Linked DNA regions of Homo sapiens: region 2 is linked to region 1. A link is a loop called in an ENCODE intact Hi-C map of the cell type or tissue named here. Cell type or tissue: PC-9. All regions are shown on one strand. Each heading gives the region's core, and the rest is flanking DNA. Links, peaks and the distances in the headings are about the cores only.

The links. Hi-C counts contacts between places; a loop is a spot of excess contacts. Peaks named below come from ENCODE experiments on the same cell type or tissue, not always from the same donor. Only the 100,000 strongest peaks of a DNase experiment are listed, where the experiment ranks them.
Region 2: it touches region 1 in a loop (10-fold over the local background); 10 of 110 quality-filtered maps call a loop at or near these places.

What each region holds. Positions count from the first base shown.
Region 1 is chr11:13,339,815-13,348,151 of GRCh38, forward strand. The region is part of intron 3 of BMAL1 (basic helix-loop-helix ARNT like 1); the gene reads left to right. Among named protein-coding and RNA genes, the nearest start is that of BMAL1, 66 kb to the left of the region's middle. RefSeq lists enhancers at 1,462-1,962, 3,650-3,699. In PC-9, for the core only: CTCF peaks have their summits at 4,527 (motif pointing left) and 4,727; a DNase peak (open chromatin) is centred at 4,527.
Region 2 is chr11:13,235,374-13,243,710 of GRCh38, forward strand. No RefSeq gene overlaps it. Among named protein-coding and RNA genes, the nearest start is that of BMAL1, 38 kb to the right of the region's middle. In PC-9, for the core only: CTCF peaks have their summits at 3,740 (motif pointing left) and 3,940; no DNase peak of the experiment used is centred there.

The DNA.
Region 1 (8,337 bases), core at 159-8,158:
CCAGCACCCGACATAACTTACTTGTTTCGTTTGCTTGCCTTCCTCACCAGGAGGTGTGCCAGATGAGGACAAGGATTTTTATATCCCTACCCCCATCTGCAGCACTGCCATGGAGAACAGTGCCTGGCACTTGGATGCCCTCAGTAAATATTTGTTGAGAGACTAATAAGTGATCGTGGGCCAGCATGCCAACAGTGTCTTCGTTATTACAAAATTGTCCCGAATTGAAATTTGGCTACTACAAGCAGTTTGTGGTGGAAATTTACTCAAATTACCAATTCTTTCACTGAAGAAATTACCTGGCATATGTGGGTTCTCAATAAACTGTGTTGGATTGCCTCAAGGCTTTGGGGCAGTGGTAGCCGTCTGAGGCCTCCTTGCCAGTCAACCAAACCCTGTGCTGGGTGGGACATAAGAGATGCCCCCAGCATCCTTAGCTGATGCTACTATGTCACCCCAGAATCCCTGGGGCAGCCCACCCCTCAGCAGCAGCTGTCACCCTGCTGGGTTCCGCTTTTCCTCCTGTGGGCTTCGTCTCCCTAAGGAAATCATTGTCCTTGCTTTCTACATCTTATCTCCCTGAGCAGCTCCAAAATTCTGTTATTCATATCCCACTGACCTTTCTCATTGTCCTAGTCCAAGCTTCTCACAGGAGGAGTTGTCTCTCTGTTTTATATTAAAACAAAGCGGTTGGACTCTTAAAACTCTATTCACTTTTCAGATTCTTTGGAGTCCTCAATGCTTCCTGCTATGAAATGCTGCGCTCTGGAATGCCTTCCAGACCCACCCCCAGGATACCTGTAGCCTTCCCTGCAGCCACTCTCCTCAACTCCCTCCTCGTTCCCAGGGGTCAATGTCCTGGATCTCTCCAGCTTTAAGTTCCTTCATGTCCTCTTGCCACCCCTGCTCTCACCATCTCTGAGTTCTTGTATCCCCAGGATTTCAACCTGAGTTTGCATCTCCTGACATCACTTTTCCCAGCCTTCTCCCTTTTCAACCAGCACAAGGCCATCCACTTCCATGGCCATAGTGGACGCCACTGAGCATGCTAGGTGTTTTCTTCTATTCAACTCATGTGGTCTGCACAACAACCCAGTGCGGGGAATCCACCCCTTTCACAGATGAGGCATCTCTAGCTCCTGGAAGTCACCTAACTTGCCTAGGACATGCAGCTAGTAAGTGGCAGGGCTGGGATTGGAACCCAAGAGGCCCCGCCCTGACCACCATCCTGCCCTGCCTCTCCTCGGGCACCCAGAATCCCCTCACTCTATTGTCAAAACCCACCTTGTCCTGCCTGTCTGGTACCTAGGGGAGAACCCTCAGCCTCTTCTTCTGCTGCCACTTGCTTCCTCTTCTGCCAGGAAGGTCCCACGCCTGGCCAGCCTGCTCTGGAGACACGCCCACTGCCTGGCCTTGCCAGGAGGCTCTGATGCTCTGCAGGCTTCCTGTCCCACGGATCCCTTCCTGCCTGTCCTGGGGTCCCACCACCCCACTTTGTAGTTGGCCTTGCTCTTTATTGTGGTGAAAGGTGCAGGCCATTCCATCCAAGATCCTATAATATTCCTTTTCTCTGCTGTTGAATGTTCTTCCCATTCCCCCCACATTCTCAAAGAAGGCATGTGGCTTTCTTCACTGCGTCTCGGCCTGCCCTGAGTCCAGCCCCTGCTGCCTGGCCCAGCCTGTCTTGTTGGCATCCCCTAAGCCCTAGCCAGAAACACAAGCACCTTTCAGGTGCTCCATCCTAACTCCACCCTCCCTCACACTGGCCTCTCTCCCTTTGCCACCAGATAACAGCAGTGCATTCTTTTGTTTCCTTTAGAACAAGATGCAGATGTTTTCCAGAATTTTCTTCAACTTCAGGCAGTAAGTTTTTTGGTGAAAGGAGTATTACTCCCTGAGTCTGTAGAACCAGGCTCTCTCCTCTTATTCTGTAGCAATTAAAGACAAAGACAGGCAAGAAAACAATGAAAAGAAACAGGAGCCAGGCTGATGCACCTTCATTTAGCTGGTCCTTGAGCATGACTCATTGATCCTTCTTGCTTCCATCAGGGATTGCACCCTGTGCCCTCTTTGAATGCAGGGGCATGTCAAGGCCAAGGGTCAGGAAGAGAGCTTTGGCCTCGCCAGCCTGGTCCCCAGAGTGGAAGTGGCAGGGCAGGAGGGGTGTGGCAGACAGAGCACATATCGCCCCCAGCCTTGCCCCCAGATGTTGAGTGCTGGGTGCCGGAGTGCAGAGGGGAACAAGGCCTGGACCCTGCCTGGGGAGAGGCAGCACCTGGGAGATCTTTGTGGCTTCAGATCCCATGTGGTCCTCCAGGTAAAGCAGAGCATCTCTGGGGTCTAGGCTGGGGGAAAACTCTTGCAAAAAATTCCTGGTTCTGGGACAGAATGCATGGGGTCTGCGTGAGGGGCAGAGGACAGTGCCAGGCCAGTGAGCACGCACTGGGCAAAGGAAGTGGCCAGAGACCACTCATAAGAAAAAGTGGGACATGAACCTCAGAGCCTGGGCTGCTTTCAGAGGAGCCAAGAGCCTGGGAAATAAGCATCTTCTGGTGAGGAAATCAGCAGGGGGAGGGGAGGGTCATACAGGAGGGGACTTTTAATCCTGAATGGCCTTGCAGGGCATGGTTCCCCTAGTGTGCCCCATGGAACCCTTGGCTGTTAGATGTGAGGTGATAAATGGTGTGTGGATGCATACACTTGGGACTCAGACTCTGCTGCCCTTAGACTTTCACCCTCCACAGGGCTGCGTTTAAAGGTCCAAGAAGCCCTGCAGAAGAAAAACCTAACTATTGAACCAGCATTCCCTATACGTATTTGGCCCCTGATTTTTTCCCCCGAATAACATCATTACAATCCTATGGGATTAGTGTTCCATGGCAGAACTTTGGGAAGTGTTTTTTGAAGAATTTGTAAATCCCTGCACCCTCTGGACTGTGCCCATTTCTTAGATTGCATGGAGGCTGTGCTGTACAGTGGAAGGAGTATGGGCTTTAGATGGGACTGGCCTGTGTTTAAATCTGCTTTCCCATTATACAAAATCTCTGATCTTGATCAAGTTACTTACTCTCTCAAACTTAGTTTCCTTATCTGTAAGACAGGGGATGAAACATTAGCTAGTTGTCTTATGAGGCTGTTGTGATGGTTAATGGGAAGATAATAATGACACTTACAGAGGGCTTGTTATGCTCCAGACACCATTCTGAGCACTTTATATATCTCACTTACTTTTCACCACAACTGTGAGGCAGGTAATGTTATCCTTATCCTACAGGTCAGGTCAGGAGACCAATGACACATACAGGCTAAATGTTGTGCCCAACATCACACGGCTGGTAAATGTGGGACCTAAGATTTGAACCCTAGGCACTCATACATGATGGGGTCAGGATTTGAAACTTGACCGTCATCTCCCATCAGAGAACATGCTCTGAATCAGTATGTTCTAAAGGGTCTAGAGCAGTAAAAGCACTAATTGGTATCAGTTCCCTTTTCAGATGGTTCGTGGATATGTTAGGGGGATTGATGGTTCCTGGGACTCCAAGTCATTCTGCAGTCATTAAAATCAGCCCTGTTGAAAGAGTAATCTCCTCGATCTGCTTGCCCACTCAGATGCTCCCATTGTGACCATTTTGTTTGCTCTGCTGCCTCATCCTGGGCCACTTCAATTTGGGTGGCTGCTCAGCGTTCAGGTGGAGTCGGGCCACTTTCCACAGCCATCTCATCTGTGGCCTGTGCCTCCACTTCCAGGACCAAGAGTCCCCCCAGGATGCCCAGTGAGTTGGTAGCTTGTTCTCTTTCTACACCTCAGTGATGGACTTGACAAAGGGTTAAGAAGACATCCCTTTTATCATTCAGCAAACTGAGTGCCTTTACTGAGCTAGATGCATGCCCTGGGGGAACTAGCACTGTTTGGTGACTTAGTTAGACCTCTGAATCCCTCTACCAACCCTCAGTAGCTGTCTGGGAGACTGGGATTCTGTGGACTCTCCTCTATCAACGATATTGGGGGTCTTTTCCACAAAGACCAGCCTGGTTTTGATTGACAAAGTGCCTCAGATTTACAAATCTTACCCCTTGCAGGATCCTCTCAACTGATCAAGCCCCATAGCTCCAAATGCCGTCTCCTTGATTGATGTTTAATTTGGGGATCCACAAGCATCTAGAGCTACCAGTTGAATTTGGGTACCCAAGGGCCACAAATGGGCCCCCCTCACACCCTGACCCCTGACAACCAGCACCTTTGAGACTGAAGTACCACTGCATATAGTGCTGTCCTCTGCTCAGGGCATTCTCCCTACCAGCCAGGCCACCCGGCAAACCCCTGCAACACCTCATAAGACCTCTTCGCTGGTCTCATCTCCTTTTATTAACACCTCCTCAGCACCCCTCCACACACACCCAAGCCCACAAGCAAATCATTTTTTCATCTGTTTTGCTCTTGTACCTTACCTATGCTCCACTAATACAAAAAAAGCACGCCTTCCTCAAGACACTTGACTGCCACCTGCTGGAGAGTTGTCATCATGGCTCAACAAATATCTGCCACTTCTAAACCCCCAGGCACCTCTGGAGTAGGGCAGTGCATTGCTTGTACAGCTGTAAACATGGCCTGCCTGTTGAATTGGTCATGCTGTCATGTACTTATTAAAACACTCGTCTTTCTAACTGGACTGAGGACATCTTGAACGTAAGGACTGCCGATTTCTGTCTTCGTCCCCATTGTGGCTTCTGCTAGGGGCTAGAGAAATGCTTATTGAATGATCCTTGTGCAAACACCTGTTACCTTAGGTTCAGGGCATCTGCTGTCATTCAGTGAAGGTCTTCTAAATCTGTCTGTTGCAAAGCAAGGCTCGCCACAGGCTGTCAGAGTAACCATGGAGGTCGGACAGGACTTGCAGTGGGGACAGGGCCCCATCAGCCTCTCACCTCTGCTCAGAGGCACCACCCTCTGAACAGATCAGAGCATAAACAGGTCAGAGCAATTCAGCATTCATTCCCTCTACAGACATCAGGGCAGGCACCATGTAGTGGAGAGTGGGGCCAGGGGCCATCTGCCATGGCTGTTTGGGCTGGGGAAGGAGAGCAGTACTTCTGGAGCATGTGCTGTGCTCAGGGCCAGCTCCCTGTAGGTAGGTTGTGGGAATGCAGAGGTGGCAACTCAAGCACCCCTGCTGGGGATTCAGAGTTTTGTGGAGAAGTAGATCAGTAAGCACATGGATACCAGATAGGGTTGTCAAGGATGTTGATTCACTGTTGTCCCTATTTTCCTAAGCTCGCCACATCATGGAAGGCTGCTACCCAAGTGACATTCTTGGGCTTCACCAAGTGTTTTAACAGAGCTCCACCCAGCTGTCACACTAGGGGTAACACAGTGGGCCAGAAGGAGAGGCAGGCCTTCCCTGGGGTCCCATTTTAAAAAGGGGGAAGTCCTCTGTTCTTTTACAACACTTGTTTACCCCAAGCCATTCAGCATAGTATTACTTAGGTCCCATACAGAGAACCTTCCAACAGATAGCTCTCCTTGCTCAGGCCTGTCCTGATGAACTCCCTGATATTCTTCCAGGTCTTAAAAGAGTGAGAGCTGAGCATTTCCCTCTCTGCCCTGGCTGCCAGGAAGCTCAGAGATAACTTGTTTGCTCAGTTCCTGTAGCTTTCCTGACCCAGGACTTCTTTTTCTTATAAATTCTCCTTGTTCCTTTTCCAGGAATGCTTGCTTTTTATGTTTTGTTTGTTTATGTTGCTTTTGTCTCTGTATTATACTTTGGGGGGTGGTTTTTGGAGGCAGGATTGGCAGCAGCCATGGTAGTTAGAAGCACCAGCAGTAAAGCTGGACACACCTGGGTTTCATCCCCACTTGCTAGCTGTGTCATTTTAAGTAAGATAAGTTGCCTCTTCAGTTCTCGGTTCCTCACCTTGAAAATTGGGATAATGATCATAATGAATGGATAGGTTATTGTGAAAATTAAACTTGTTTATTGTAAATGCATTGTTTCCTGTTCCTGCTCTTGGATCAGGCTTGATCTGTGGCTGTAGAATCCTAGTCTTAATTTCCTTCTTCCTGCCTGTGTCTGTCAGCATATGATGAGTTGTACAATAGTAGTGACTAGGGGACCAACCATCCCGGTTTGTCTGGGACGGAGGGGTTTCCTGGGATGCAGGACTTTCAGTGCTGAATGGGAAGGTCCCAGGCAAATGGATGAGTCGGTCACCCTGGTAATAAACAACCTCAACATCTCAGTGGCTTACTGTAGCAAAGGTTTATTTCTTCGTTGTGCTACTGTCCATCCAGGGCCTTGGCTAAAGGAGGAGCCTCTATCCCAGGAAATTGACAGTCATGGGCACAGACAGAGGAACACATGTTAAAGGTCCTTTAGAAAGTTGTGGCTGTCACTTCTGCCCTCATTCACTGGTTGGGGCCAGTCACATGGCCAGGCCTGCCACCAGGCTGTGCAGAACCTTCCCACTGGGTGGGACAGCTCAGCCTGGAACACTGATCCACTCTGCCAGGCTCACCTTTCTCTTCTTTTGCATTTTAGGGTGCTGGAGCAGGGACCAGGGAAAGGAGAGAGTCACTTGGTCTGAACTGGGGGTCTTGGATGTGATCATCTTCCTGTAGATGGTCGGTATGGGTTTCTTAAGGGGCAGGGTTCAGCTTCACCCTGCTCTGCTCAGAGGAGCAGCTGTGTCTCCTTTGGACGCCTTCTAGTGGTTGATGCCCTCACCTTTCTCAGCTGCCAAGGCCTCTCTCGACAGGGCAGGCTGGGCTGTGACTTCTCTTCCACCCTCCTTGCTCCTTCCTGTGGAGCCCCTGAGATCCTTTCCCCATGCTCCTGGGTGGAATGGAGGGTGCCCTCTCACATTCTTCCAAGGCATCTTGCGCAAGTCCCTCCATGCCCTGCTTTCTCTGGCGGTCCAGCATGCCTCCATCTCACCTTTGGGACTCTCTAGCTTGGAAGTGGGCACACCTGCAGCCCCTGACTCCAGGACCACAGGCTAGGCTCTCCCCAAAGCATCCTCATCACACACCATGTGGATGGCCAGGTCAGGGCGGCCGTCAGAGCCCACCCTCGGCAAGGATACCCTCTCAAAGGCACCTCTGTTGGCTCAAATCCCTTTTGGAAGTAGCCCAGAAAGAGGCTTTCTTTTTTCTTATCTTTTGTTGTTTTATTTATTGTTCTTGCATCTAAGAACACCTTCTTGGTCAGAAAACAGTTTTCCAGAAATAATGTTAAGTAAGTGTCACAACTGGTTTAGCTCCCTAACCTGGTCTAAGCATATAAGAGAGGCTTTTGAGGCTGGGCGTGGTGGCTCATGCCCATAATCCCAATACTTTGGGAGGCCGAGATGGAGGGATTGCTTGAGTCCAGGAGTCTGGGCAGCATAGTGAGACCTTGTCTCTTCTAAAAATAAAAAATTAGCTACGTATGGTGGCACATGCCTGTAGTCCCAGCTACTTGGGAGGCTGAGGTGGGAAGATCACTTGAGGCCAGGAGTTCTAGGTTGCAGTGAGCTATGATCACACCACTGCACCCTAACCTGGGCAACAGAGTGAGACCCTGTCTCAAAAAAAATAAAAAAGGCTTTTTGATTTTTGTTTTGCAGAAGTACCAAAATCTATATTAGCATTTATTATTTTTATTTCTATAAAGTAAATTTGAGTATTGGGAAAATTGATCAAAATGAGAAATTTCATATGGAGTTTAGTACTTGAAATTTGGATCCTTCATCTAAATTTCAGGGAAGTCAGGGCTGGGCATGGTGGCTCACACCTGTAATCTCAGCATTTTGAGAGGCCGAGATGGGCGGATTGCTTGAGCCCAGGACTTTGAGACCAGCCTGGGCAACAATGCAAAGCCTCCTCTCTACAAAAAATATAAAAACAAGCCAGACATGGTAGTGGTGCATACCTGTAGTCCCAGCTACATGACAAACTGAGGCAGGAGGATAGTTTGAGCCCAGGAGATGGAGATTGCAGTGAGCCGAGATCATGCCATTGCACTCCAGCCTGGGCGACAGAGCAAGACTGTCTCAAAAAATAATTAAATAAGTAAGTAAATTTCAGGGAACTCAGAGAACGAGAAAGGACATGAAATTGTTCATTTATTTAGCATTTGTTGAGTACCACCTGGAGTGAGGCACGAGATCAGGCACAGGAGACGCCTATAAATAAGGCCCTACCTGCCTGAAGCTTATGGGAGGTGGAGGAGACACGCCTACAAGCAGAGAATGGTCACAGGGCGTGAAGGAGCCTGGGCAGGAGCTGCTGCAGGAGAGCCAGGGAGAGAGGATACAGCTCTGAAGGCTTCTCCAGGAGGTGTGCCCACGGGCACAGGA
Region 2 (8,337 bases), core at 272-8,271, 100 kb before region 1:
GGTGGGAGGATTGCTTGAGCCTGGAAAGTCAAGGCTGCAGTGAGCCATGTTCGCACCACTGCACTCCAGCCTGGGTGACAAAGCAAGACCCTATCTTAAACACACACACACACACACACACACACACACACACACACACACACATTTCTTTCATCATCATTATAATGGCATAAGAACAGTCAGATGTTATGTAGACTTTCCCCAGGCCAGCATCACTTGATATATGGGGAGGTTTTAATGATTTGCCCAAGACCATAGAGAGAATCAATGGACAAATCTGTGATAAAAGTTCTAGTCCATCATACCTTGCCCTATATCCAGATTAATGGACTCTACTCAACACACTAACACCAGAAAAGAAAGGGGTCCCTTATTCATCTCCCAAACTACTGTCAAGATTCCCACTAGGGGGTAAAAGTCTCATTAACAATGAGCAAGCCTTTCCTAAAAAGCCTATGAAAACATCCTTGAAATAGAAACTCATCCTCTTTCATAGGTTTCAGGGGTTAGGAAAAAGAAAAAAAAAAAGTAGAAACTCATCCTCAAAACTTTAGCTAACTTCTGAGATCACACAGTGATTCTTCCATTCCAATTTGATTTAACAGGCACCCAGACAGGTTTTTTAAAACTTCCATTTCTTGATTAAGTTTGACAACAGCCATCAGTTGAATTCCTGAAATGATAATGTTTAGAGCCAGAGATAAGTATCTCTCACCACCTTTGGGAGTGTCTGTATCATGTCTTTTCGCAAGAGATATAGAGCAGTGCTTCTCTCTCTTTTTTTTTTTTTGAGACAGAGTCTTGCTTTGTGGCCCAGACTGGAGTACAGTGGCATGATCTCGGTTCACTGCAACCTCTGCCTCCTGGGCTCAAGCAATTCTCCTGCCTCAGCCTCCTGAGTAGCTGGGATTACAGGCACGTGCCACCACGCCTGGCTAATTTTTGTATTTTTAATAGAGACGGGGTTTCACCATGTTAGCCAGGCTGAACTCGAACTCCTGACCTCAAGTGATCCACCCTCCCTAGGCTTCCCTAAGTGCTGGGATTACAGGCGTGAGCCACCGTGCCCGGCCTGCTTCTTAAACTTTATTGTACATGGGAGTCCTGTTAAAAAGGAGATTATGATTCAGTAGGTCTGGGGTGGCACCTGAGATTCTGCATTTCTAATAAGCTCCTAGGTGGTGCCAATGTCATTGGTCCACAGACTATACTTTGAGTTGCAAGGATGTAGGATGCAGAGCAAGTTATAAATTAATTCTACTTTAAGAGCCTTCTGAGGAGCCACAGAGGCAGCATGGTGTGGACAAAAAGGACAAGAGCTTTATAGTTGGACAGATTCGGGTTTGAAATTCAAGTTTCTCCATTCACTAGCTTCTCTGAGCAGCAACTTCATTTTTTGGGAATTAAATTATACAATGCATACAAGGAACATGGTACAGTGACTGGCACATAGGAGTTGCGTAATGAATGTAGCTAGCAACATTGCTTTTGAAAATGAACAGGAAGTTGTTTTAAGTTTTCCATGGATTTCACTATAGATCTTGGGTAGTAGTGATAGTAGGTCACAGTCTGCCTACTATCACTTATTGAGTGCCTGTTGTAGGCATCCTGGCACTTTCATCTCCTTCTCTATCTTTGCTGCCCCTAAAAACACCTTCCCCATGCCTTGCTTTTCAATAGCCCACTTTTTATCTCTACTTGCTCTAGAGCAGCAATGTTTGCTGTCAAAATCCTGCACCCCAAAAGAGAACAACCTATGCGTTGCAGATCAGAATAGAGGCCTGGCAGGAATTGTCACAGATTTATGCCTCATCATTCTTCTCAGACCTTCCCCAAATGTTTACCCTGGCATGATCTGGGGAGGAACAGAGACCATGATCCCAGCCATCCTTGCATTCCACCTCCTTCTTCTACCTCCATCTCATCCAATGAAGATGAAATTTTCACCAAGTTACAGAATTGGCCCATGTTATTTGCCCACTAGAATGTAAGCTCTTTGAAAGCCAGAATTCTTGCTTGCTTTTTCTTCTGTTAGATCACCAGAGCCTTGCATAGTGCCTGGTACATTACAAGTGCTCAGTAAATTGTTTATGAATGAATGCATGCATGTTATTCTGCAGAGGCATCTGTGATAAAATGTCAGGAACATTGTATATGGAATCAGAATGATTTTTGTTACACTCCCACCACTCTCAGCTCATGTGACTTGTGTGACTTTGGGCAAGTCACTAATCTTGCTGAGCCTCAGTTTCCCTTTCTGTAAACTGAGGATCATGCATATGCATTCTGCAGTTCAGTAAAATATTGTATATAAAGTGCCTGACACATAGCACATGATCAGTTGCTGGAAGCTGAATATTCAGTCCTCCCCTGTACCATTTGACATCACCATGCTTTTAAATCACACAAACATTTAAAATAGATGAAATGCAAAGATCTTTTGGAATATCTCCAAGTTAGAAAAATAGCCTTTGTTCACCGGAGATTTAAATTATGCCTATATATGTACAGAGACCTAAGAACGTATGTGAATCTGACACTGACAAGTGCAAAGCATGTGGAAATGCCAACCACTCTGTTATAAATCTGCTCTGGGGGAGGAGAGCGATGTTGCCTGGAGATTTTTATTCATTTGAAAATGTTACCATTCACCCAGTGAAAGCCAGAGAACGGCAACGGGACAGTTGGATCCAAGTGCTCTGACATTTCCTTGCCGGCAGACACCATCAATGAATTTAGAAGCTGTATTGCTTCATACGGCATTGAATTAAGAAAATGGTGTGTTACAAAAAGAGGGAGAGAAGGCTGTCAAAGCCTAGGTTTCCGATATGTTTCTTTTGTCCCAGACTGTTCCAGAGTAAAGGTTAAGTATGGAAATGTCAGGGTCTAGAGAAACTTAGGTCACAGAGAACCCAAGGGCTCACTTCACTTCACATTAACAGCTTAATACTCCTTGAGTAACTATGTGCCAAACAGTGGGCTACGCACTCTACTTGGAAAACATTATTGAATTCCTACAAAATCCCTATAAGAAACATGACCCCCACTTCACAAATGAGCAAACTGGAAGTTTGCTTTCTGAGTTTCAGAAAGGCAAAGTGACTTACTCCGGTCTTGCAGCCAGGAAGAGGCAGAACGGGGGCTCTGAGCCAATCTAGGTCCACCCTGGCAACACCACTGGAAGGTTGAGAGATGGGGCTGGAGGGTGGGCAGCGGGAGGATGGAAGACTCTGCTTGACTTGCCGGGCAACAGGGGATATTTGTCAGTTACTAGCTCCATGGTTTTGAACATGTTCCCTGGTCTTCCTCATGTGAGCTTTGAAGGATTTAATAGTAAATAATAATAGTAACAACAAACTTTTATGTGTCAAGCACTCATTGTTCAAAAATGTTGTACACAGTATTTCTTAAAGTGCTTGCAATAACTCTTAGAAAGGAGAAACTATTAGCCTTCCCATTTTCCAGCGACAGAAACTAATAATGAGAGTCACAGAGCCTAACACACAGCAAGTGCTCGGTGAGAGGTATTACCAATGTGCTGCACTGCCTTCTTGCTCTTCTTGCAAGCTCTCCTCCAACAGGACCACACCTCCATGCCTTCCTGAGTTCCACCCAGCTTTTTCCTGAATGCCCACCTCTTCCCTTCCTTCCCTCCACCAAACCCTTACCCACTGCAGAACCTGCCCGCCTAAGAGTGTCTAAGATAAACTTTCACTAACACTCCCCCTAGTGGTGGGCCAATGCCACCCTTCCCCAACTTCCTGTTTTATTTTTCTATGAAGTTCCAAAATATAATTCTGCAAAGATTCAACCAATTGATGAGTAAAATATACATGCCGACTGTAAAGACAATTGTAAGGATTGGTTTGGGGACACCAAAAGCATCCAAAGAAGGTTTCTCTGGATGGCTACTGTCAATAACAGATAACAGATACTGAGAGATTGCAGTGTGCCAAACATACTATGTAGTATGACTTTTAAAAACTCCACGACCAATCTTGAATTAGACACAATTATTTTCCCCACCTTACAGATAGGGAAAATGAGAGAATGTAAGAGACTTGTTCAAGGTCATAGTGTTATGACACTGTGACAGTGTCAGAACTGAGCTGCACAGTGACAGAAGGACCCTGATTCCAGGCCTGGCCTCTGAGTCTTTGTGCTTAAAAGACCCTAATTCAAACTAGACATCCAGGTTCCAAGCCTGTTTTTGCCATTCTAGACCCGTGTTCCTCACAGGTAAAATAAAGGATTGCACTTAATGACCTCAGAGAATTACAGATCTTTAGAGAAGTATATTATCTTATTTAATTCTTACTACCTATGAGATTGATTTCATGATCTCCAGTTCTACAGATAAGGAATGATTGTGCACTCCCTAAGGTAGTACAGGCAGGGCCAGAATTGTTTTCTCTGACCATAATCCCATGCCCTCTTTTCTGCAGATGCTGACTTTCCAAGTTCAGGCTCGCAGCACTCTGTGACTCCAGTTATCCTTCTTTATCTAACCCATCCACGTCTGTGCTTCTCTAGTTCTCAATTAGATATGTTAGTTAAAACTGAAATCAGAATTTCAAAGTTTTTCCTAAGTAGTTGGGATTTTGTTTATTAGTTTCTATCTCTAGGAACCCACCAAACAATTGGATATCTTTGGGTCAGCTTTTAGTATAGCTCATAGGTCAAATAAAAGAAATGCAATAATAAACATGTGTATTAACCAGCCTGGCCAACATAGCAAAACCCGTTCTCTACTAAAACTACAAAAATGAGCTGGGTGTGGTGGCATTCACCTGTAGTCCCAGGTACTCGGGAGGCTGAAGCACAAGAATCGCTTGAACCCAGGAGGCAGAGGTTGCAGTGAGCCGAGATCGCACCATTGCACTCCAGCCTGGGCAACAGAGTGAGACTCTGTCTCAATCAATCAACCAATCAATCAATAATGTATATTAAATATATTACAAAGAGCAAAGGATGGTCCTATCATTACATTGCCTCCATAATGTGTTATTCAAAGGCTTGTGAATAATTTTCTTAGGTAACTCAACTCCTTTGAGAACACTGACATAAACAGAAGATTATCCAATAATTAAAAATTCCAAATTATTTATCAGGAGAACACCAAACTATAGGTAAACCCAAGTGATATATAGCATGTGGAATTTGTTAGAACACACAGTATATTACAAATCTGTAAAAATTAAATCCCTAAATATTGTTATTATATGAAGGATCCTTTGTCTGTTTTATGTTTTAAAAAGTTTATTAATAAAAATAAATGTTGTATGCCTATTTAAGTGAAAAGAACATTTGACAAAAACATCAGCCTGAAATCTCATCATGCTAACCCAACTATTTTAATATTTGCACATTCTTTTTCAGTCACAGCCTGCATACAGACACATTTTAAGTATCTACTAATTTAATATTTTGTGTTCTTGGATTTTCTTACTTAACATAGCATAGACATTTTAGGTATTTCTTTTTTTTTTTTTTTTTTTTTTGAGACAGGGTTTTGCCATGTTGGCCAAAGTGGTCTTGAACTTCTGACCTCAGTTGATCCGCCCGCCTCGGCCTCCCAAAGTGCTGGGATTACAGGCATGAACCACTGCACCCGGCCTTATATATTTCTTAAAGGCTTTTATTATTGCTATTGGTAATGATCTGATACAACTCCAGAGACTGACATACCATACTTTTTCTAAATCATTCTCCACATCACTGGATATTATTGTCCATTTCCCATCGTCTGATGTTCTAAATCAGTGCTATCCAATATGACAGCCACTAACCACATGCGACTATGGAGCACTTGAGATGTAGCTAGTCTGGATTGACAAGTAGTAAGTATAAAATATGTGCCAGATTTCTAAGGCAATATAAGAAAAACAATGTAAATGTTTATATTGATGTTGAAATTATACTATTTGGATATATTGGGTTAAATCAAATATCAAAATTAATTTCATTTTGTTTTTTTAAATATGATTCCTAGAAAATTTTAAATTATAAATCTGGTGTGTATTATATTTATATTGAACAGTGTTTGTCTAGATGACACTTCAGTATACAACTGTCTGCCTATAAATTTCTACTTCTGTTGAATTCGTTCTGCAATCCAAAGTCCAGTGAGTGAGCTTACTAGAATGGAAGGTATAGTCTTATGGTTTTTGCAACCTATCACAATATTGCTTTGCAAAAGAGTTGTAGCAATTTGTAAAGCACTAGCACTGAATCGCTCAAGAACATTCCTAGCACCAGATAGTCTACTTTTAGGTATGTTTAGTTCTATTAATTTCCCAAGTGTAATATGAATGTAAGAGCCAGACTGTCTGGGTTTAAATCTCCCCTAACTAATTATGAGTTGAGCAAGTTACTAAACCTCTCTGTGTCTCAGTTTCCTCACCTATGAAATGGAAATAGCACTATCTCTTACGGTGGTTTTAGGGATTAAATGAACTTATATATGTAAAGCACTTAGTAAATATCAAAAACTGTAAAATTATTATGTGTAATTATAATGATAAAGATTGTTTTAAACTGTAATTCTTTGGTTACTACTCAGGATAAATGTTTTCTAGGATAAGTGCTTAGTATATGTATTCTATTCTATGTAAATGTTTTCCTCATGTCCTTTGGCCATTGATCTATTGAGATCTTGGGTTTTTTTTCTTTTAAAATCTGAATTACTTCTTCATACAGAGTTGAGTCTTAATCATCTTTGGTATACAAATTTTCCTTTTAATCTCATGCCATTGTTTTTACATTTTAAACAAGTTTCAAATTCAATGTTGTCCATAATTTAGAAAGAAATTTAATTCCTCCTTTACTTCAAAGCTAGGAAAGTTATTTCTTATCAAGAGATAGACATGATATAGTATTTTATCTCTTTTAGCTCGTCTATGCTTTGAGCCTGGTTCGTTTTTTTAGATGAGGCTGGATTTTTGCTAAACGTTTAGACTTTGACACAGCAAAGGATAAAACAGAAAACTCTCCCATTAGGGTGCATAGAGGCATAAGGAGTAGTCCCAGGGATATTATGGTGACTTCATTGGAAACAATGAGGTCCTGTGAAGACAGAGTTGTTGCCTTCTATAATCAAATGGATCTGACCTAAGCCCTTCCTGTACGGAAAATCACCTGCAAGTAAAACCAGGTAGTGCTGGGTTCTAATTCTTACTCTCCTATTGATTAGTTGCGTGTGATTGGAGGCAAGTAACTTAGCCATCTGGAGCCTCATTTTGTTCTACTGGAGATTAAATGCATATGAAAATGCTTAAGCAAGCGCAGCCAAATATCAAACTCAATTTTTAAATTATTTTAGTACAATATTCAAGATTATGTCATTTTCTTGGTGAGTCAGAAAAGGGAGTGGTTCTATATTAAACATTTCCCTGTTAATCACATTTGGCTAGATGTATCAGAAATTAGCTAGCCCATAAAAGGGGACTAGAATATGCCTGCTGTCTGTTTAGTAAGACAAATGCGTGGCTTTTGTCCTGTTCCACTTCTTATATAGGGCTTTCACATACTGCTCCTTAAAACAAACCTGTAAGGAAGACAGAACAGTTTATCAAAAGTTGATAGCAAAGGAAAACTGGGGCCCTGGAAGGTTTAGTGACTTGCTCAGTCACACAGCAGAGCCTCAAACAAAACGAGAGCAGACTCCTAGTTGCATGCCCTTCCAGATTGCAAGTTGCTCCCTCTAGGTATACAGTTGGTTGAATTGGACAATCTCTGGTTCCTTCCAAACCAGTTAACATAGTTATTAAGATCTTAAGCTCTGGAGTCCAAGAGACCTGGCTGGGTTCAAATTCCAGCTCTACTGCTTGCAAGCTGTATGACCTTATAGCAGTAGGTCAATCTCTTTCACCCTTACTTTCCTCTTCTGCAATGTAAAACTAACAATTTTACTGAACTTACTGGGTTTAGAAAGGATGAAAAGCTATGGTGCTAGTAAAGCACATAGCAGTACCTGGCGGGTAGTAAGTGCCCAAAGTTGCTCCGCTAAAAATGGAAAAATTGAACAATGACTAGAAATAGTTAGGTTTCGAGCCCTGAACTCAAATTTGAGTTAGGTCTTCCAAGTGCTTGATCCATTAACCAGTGCATAATACTATGGAGGCTTCTGCAGGTTTTCCAATGCTGTGTCCTTTGGCCCTCTCTGGTGTTTCAGGTACAAAGAGCAATTCATGCCAACTCTGCAGGCAGCTGTCACATTTCTTACCTGTCCCAGCTGTGAACAGCATAATTGAATTTAATGTGAGAAATGATAGTAACTTCCCAGAGACACTTAGTGTTTAATGTTAGATAGCTTGTCTAGTGCCTGCCCACTGGACA